Linked DNA regions of Mus musculus: region 1 is linked to region 2. Evidence: chromatin loops called from intact Hi-C (ENCODE). Cell type or tissue: left cerebral cortex. All regions are shown on one strand. Region 1 overlaps Tcf12 (transcription factor 12). Region 2 overlaps Tcf12 (transcription factor 12).

Region 1 (2,500 bases), 54 kb after region 2:
TTTTTGGTAAGGAGAACTGGAGAGATGGCTCAGTAGTTAAGACAACTTGCTGCTATTGCAGGGGGTACAGGTTCAGTTCCAAGCACCCGCACCAGGTAGCACAGCCCCCTGTTACTCCAGTTCCAGGAAGCCAATGCCTTCTTTCAGCTTCCAAGGAAACCAAATCAGCAAGCATGTGGTGCACACAGACACATGCAGGCACTCACACATACACATAAAGTAAAAATAAATAAATAGATGTCTTAAAAAGTTGAGGATAAGATCTCTGAAGCAAAGTTTAGTAACAAAGATGAAACCTAACAGCATTTATAGACGCAGTAAAAATAAAATTATGCTAAGCAGAAGCCTCATTTAAGTAATGGCCCAGAAACAGGCAGAAGAATCACAGAGCAGAAATACAATTAAAGATAAATTCAGTGTGGAAAAATAAAGTTCTGAGTGTACTAGTACAAGGATGTTGACAACCATATGTAGATAAGAAATTAAAAGTATATTTTGTTTGTTTATCACTAGTTTTAAAAAATACTAAATTTTAGAAATGATAACTTGCAATTTATCTTTAATATCAGAAGCCAACAATAACAAAATACATACCACCATGCTAACTTTATATACATGATACATACCTAGAAACTTTTTCTTGAAACAACATACAAGTGAAGGTGAAATCTCATATAAATATTTATTTTGAAGGAACACCAGAATTGAGAGGAAAACTTAAAAGGTGCTTGTCCTCAAGTTAAGCTAAAAACCAAATGCTTATTTTCCTTGACTTCTGGCCTACACTTGTGTGCTTATTGCTGTCTGGATCCTTTCCTATCAACACACCCAGCACTTCAAAAGCTCCAACCACTCTGCCAGGATTTCTACCTTCAAAGAGCCTCTGTTGCCATGGCAATCTCATGTTCTCCTGAGAACTAAATCAGTAGCACCCTATGATAGCATCCATGAAGGCTGTCCAAACTCCAACTCCTCTGAAGCACAGGTCATATCCTTCCACAAGCACACCAATTTTTTACTTGCTATAATATATAATATCAAATTAAATCTGACAAGTCAGAGCCAAGACTATTTAAAAATAAACAGCTGCATCCACCAAAAAGTAAGGGGAAATTGTGCTAGGAATCTTTCTTGTTACAAAGCAGTTTTAAGATATGAAAGCCAAAGATCAACAAACTTAAGCAAAGATTTTCCCCCTTTTTTTAGATCTCAAAATACTCTTCCTACAAAATAAAAATAGTCTGTACCTTGATTTTAAAGGCTCCCTGCCCTTTTATTTTCACCTAAAAACAAAACCAAAAAAAAAAAAAAAAAAAAAAAAAACACATGCTAAGGACTCAATGGCCTAGTCAAAGGCAACAAAGCTAAACCCTATCTAAAACTAAACTGTTCCTGGGAACAAAATGTAAAGGGGATAAATAAGACAGGCCTGGTAATACATGTTATACACCAGAGGAGGCTGAAGCAGGAAGACCCCAAGTTCAAGACCTGCCTGGACTACACTGAGATCAAGGCCAGCTTGAGTAACTTAAGACCCTGTTTCCAAATATAAAAATGAAGTGGTTTGACTAGGTCTGCTCCCCACCCCCTCCAGTAGACTCATGTTTTGGAATGCTTGGCCCGTAGGAAGTAGCACTATTAGAAGGTATGGCCTTATTGGAGGAAGTGTGTCACTGTGGAGATGGGCTTTGAGGCCATAAATCTCTAAGCTCCGCCAGTGTAGAATCAGAGGCTCCTCCTGACTGCCTGCAGAAGATAGTCTCATGCTGCTGTCTGATCTATGGCTTCTCCAGCACCATGTCTGCCTGCATGTTGCCATGCTTTCTGTCATGATAATGGACTAAACCTCTGAAACCGTAGCCCTAATTGAATGTTTGCCTTGGTCATGGTGTCTCTTCACAGCAATGAAGCCCTAAAGAAAACAAAAGGAGAGTGGGACTAGAATTTGTACCTTGGAGATAAGAGACAAAGAGCACTTGCCAGAGTGCAGAAGGCTCTAGGTTCTATGCACAGCCCCAAAGTAAAAGATATATGAATGAACAACTGACATATGCAGAGATCAAGTATGTTTCCTCTTTCTTAAGAAAACTGCTTTTCACCTCTATTCAACTTATACCATTCCACATTCTATAGCAAAGCAAGGTGTGTTTTCTATATATTCAAAGTCTCTAAGTTAAAAGTAAATATAACAATAAAATCTAAAAATCAAGTTCTATTAAAATAAAAGCAAAGACTTCCTTAAAAGTCTGAAAAGTCATTTTATGACCCAAGTGTGCCTAGAAAACAAAAGCTAAAGTAAAAAGTTACATAAATGTTGAATTATCTTTTGTTATTAATAGTTATTTTGAGACAACAAATGTATAATTTAAAAAACCGGCCTTGACATATCATTCTAAATTAAATCTGCTTCAGAAATGTTTCCTGTCTTTAAGGAATGTTCTCACAATGTACAAACTGTGAGCATTCTCCTATAAAAACCACTAGATGGTACATGGGATAC
Region 2 (2,500 bases):
AGAATGTAATATGAGTCTAGGAAAGAAGTGACCCACACCACTGTCTGAATAAGCAGAATGGAATTTTAAAGCAGCTATTGTAATTGTTCAAACACTTTTTAGGGAAAAAATAGTAACAATAAATGGACACATTTTTGCAGGAAGAATTACCTAAAATGGAATTCAGGAATATAGTAACATGTTATTTGAAAGAAATATGCACTGGAAAAGCTTAATAATGAGTAGAACAGCAAATAAGTGGTATATATAAAAATATATAAACGGAACATAAATAAAATTAAAGGAGAAATGCAGAAATTTAAGCTAGGTAATACTAACAGGTCTAAACACACCAAAGTAGATCAGCTGAAGAGTTGGGGTGGAGCTGGTAGGCTTTTCTCCAAATCAATGAAAAAGATCAACTTACAAACCCAGCAAGTTCAGCAATCTCTGTGCAGAATTATAAACTAACTATACCCATGCCTATGGCAATCAAAATGCAAAGAGGAAAATGTTACTACAGGCAGAAAAAAGTATTTCATAAAAGGAAAATGATTCAAGGAAATACCAACTTCTCATGAGAAGCAGCGAGTGCCAGAAGACAATGAAATGACATCATGCAAGAACAGGATGAAAAACAACCATAGTCCTGGACTCACAGACCACAAATCTAAACTACTACTAGAAGGTTTTCAGGCTGAAGTAAAATAACAGAAAAAAGTATGGATTTGCACAAACACCTTTATGACATTTTATAAATGCTGTCTTTCATATTCATGAGATGAATATGAAAGGAGGGAAGGAACATTGAAATTGATAAAGTCATTTCAGTGTCTATAATTCCAGCATAGCAGGCAGAGAGATATGGGTCTTTAGAGCTCACTACTGGCTGACCACCTCCAGGTCAGTGAAGAGACAAGTCAGAAGATACTGTACCCTGTTTCTGGAATCCACACCTGCACACATGGCCAGAAGCATGGCACACATATAAACAAAAAAATAATAATAAACTGTTAGTGGCATGAGGATAAAGTAAAATCCTTCTACAGGTTAGAGGTAGTTAGAAGTACTTGCTACTCTTGCAGAGGACCAGAATTCAATTCCAAGTACCCACATTTAGCAGGCAGTACAAAACCATCTGCAATTCCACCTCCAGAGGATTTAATTTTCTTTTCTGGCCTTTGCAGGCATTCAAACCCATTTGTGTGTGTGCACATGTGTGCATACACATAGATAAATATTTATCTTTTTTGAAACAGGAACTCTTTCAAAAAAGACTGTTCAGGAACTCTCTGTGTAGATCACTCTGACCTCAAACTCTCAGAGATCCACCTGCCTCTATCTCCCAAGCTGAGATTAAAGGCATGTGCCTCTATGCCTAGCAAAAAATGCATCTTTAAAAATCCTTCTGTACTACTGACAGAAGCATAATGGTACTGCCTTTATGGAAAATACTACAAAGGTTCCTCAAAACAATTAAAATTAAAACAACCAAGAATGGGAAGCTAGCCCTGTGTAATAATACTGACTGTACAATCATGAGACCTGAGGTCAAATCCCCACCAGACAAGTAAACAGGAAAGGTAGTCACACACATATGTAACTTCCAAATTGTTGAGAGCTTAGATTTCAGGGATTGCTAGTGTGGAATAAGGCAGAGAGTACTAGAATAGGACAGCAGTATCTCCCTCTAGCCTACAGATAAGTATACCCACACCTACATGAACACTATATACATACAACACACACCAAAACCAAATATAGAGCAAACATATGCTCTAACAAATCTGTCTAGACAGCTGCCCAAAATGAATGATCTCATAATATCAAAGAAATAAAACCACACTTCCACATCCACTGTAACATTAGCACAAAGCCAAGATGTGAAAACAACCTATCTGAATGATGAACGGATGGTGAATAGATATGGAAAATGTGATGTATATAGTACAATGGAGTATTACTCAGGTTAGAAAAACAGAGGAACCCTGCAATTGCCAACACTGGAGGACCTGGAGGTTGCTATGTTAAGTAAAACAAGGCAGTTACCGATAACAAATTCCAGAATTTGTTTTGGAAGTAGCAAAACTCAACAGTAGCAGCAAGTAAAATGGCATTTGTCAGGAACTGGGTAGAAGGTGTGTTTCAGAGCTACTGTCCAATGACTACCACAATCAGCCTTGCAAGACGGCAAGGTTCTAAAGATCTGCTGTGCAACCATTGTACCCAATAATACTATACTGCACACAAAACTTGTTAAACCAGTAGATCTTGTGTTATGTGGACTTCTATCACAATAAAAAGAGTACAATTAGGAATTCATAAGAATCCGCAGAAGAACACAATATCATCCAGTGGAGGATGAGATGTCTGTTTGAATACACACTCATCCACACACAGATACCCATGACTTTTATCAAGGGTCTTTTTTTATTTTGTACAGTGCTTTTATTTCCCACTCCTGTATCTTTGAAAAGATCTCTTTTTCTTCACCTATAACTACCAGATGATCTACAAATAT

Evidence for each region. A loop is a pair of places that touch in the nucleus more often than their neighbours do. Peaks named below come from ENCODE experiments on the same cell type or tissue, not always from the same donor. Only the 100,000 strongest peaks of a DNase experiment are listed, where the experiment ranks them.
Region 1: a loop joins it to region 2, with 2.1 times the contacts of the local background. A loop is called at or near these places in 3 of 42 quality-filtered maps.

Annotation. Positions count from the first base shown.
Region 1 is chr9:72,083,455-72,085,954 of GRCm38, forward strand. The region is part of intron 3 of Tcf12 (transcription factor 12); the gene reads right to left. Among named protein-coding and RNA genes, the nearest start is that of Tcf12, 27 kb to the right of the region's middle. In left cerebral cortex, a CTCF peak has its summit at 1,475; a DNase peak (open chromatin) is centred at 886; H3K27ac peaks cover 1,704 bases.
Region 2 is chr9:72,029,217-72,031,716 of GRCm38, forward strand. All of the region lies in intron 3 of Tcf12 (transcription factor 12), which reads right to left. Among named protein-coding and RNA genes, the nearest start is that of Tcf12, 81 kb to the right of the region's middle. In left cerebral cortex, no CTCF peak of the experiment used is centred here; DNase peaks (open chromatin) are centred at 1,215 and 1,751; H3K27ac peaks cover 803 bases.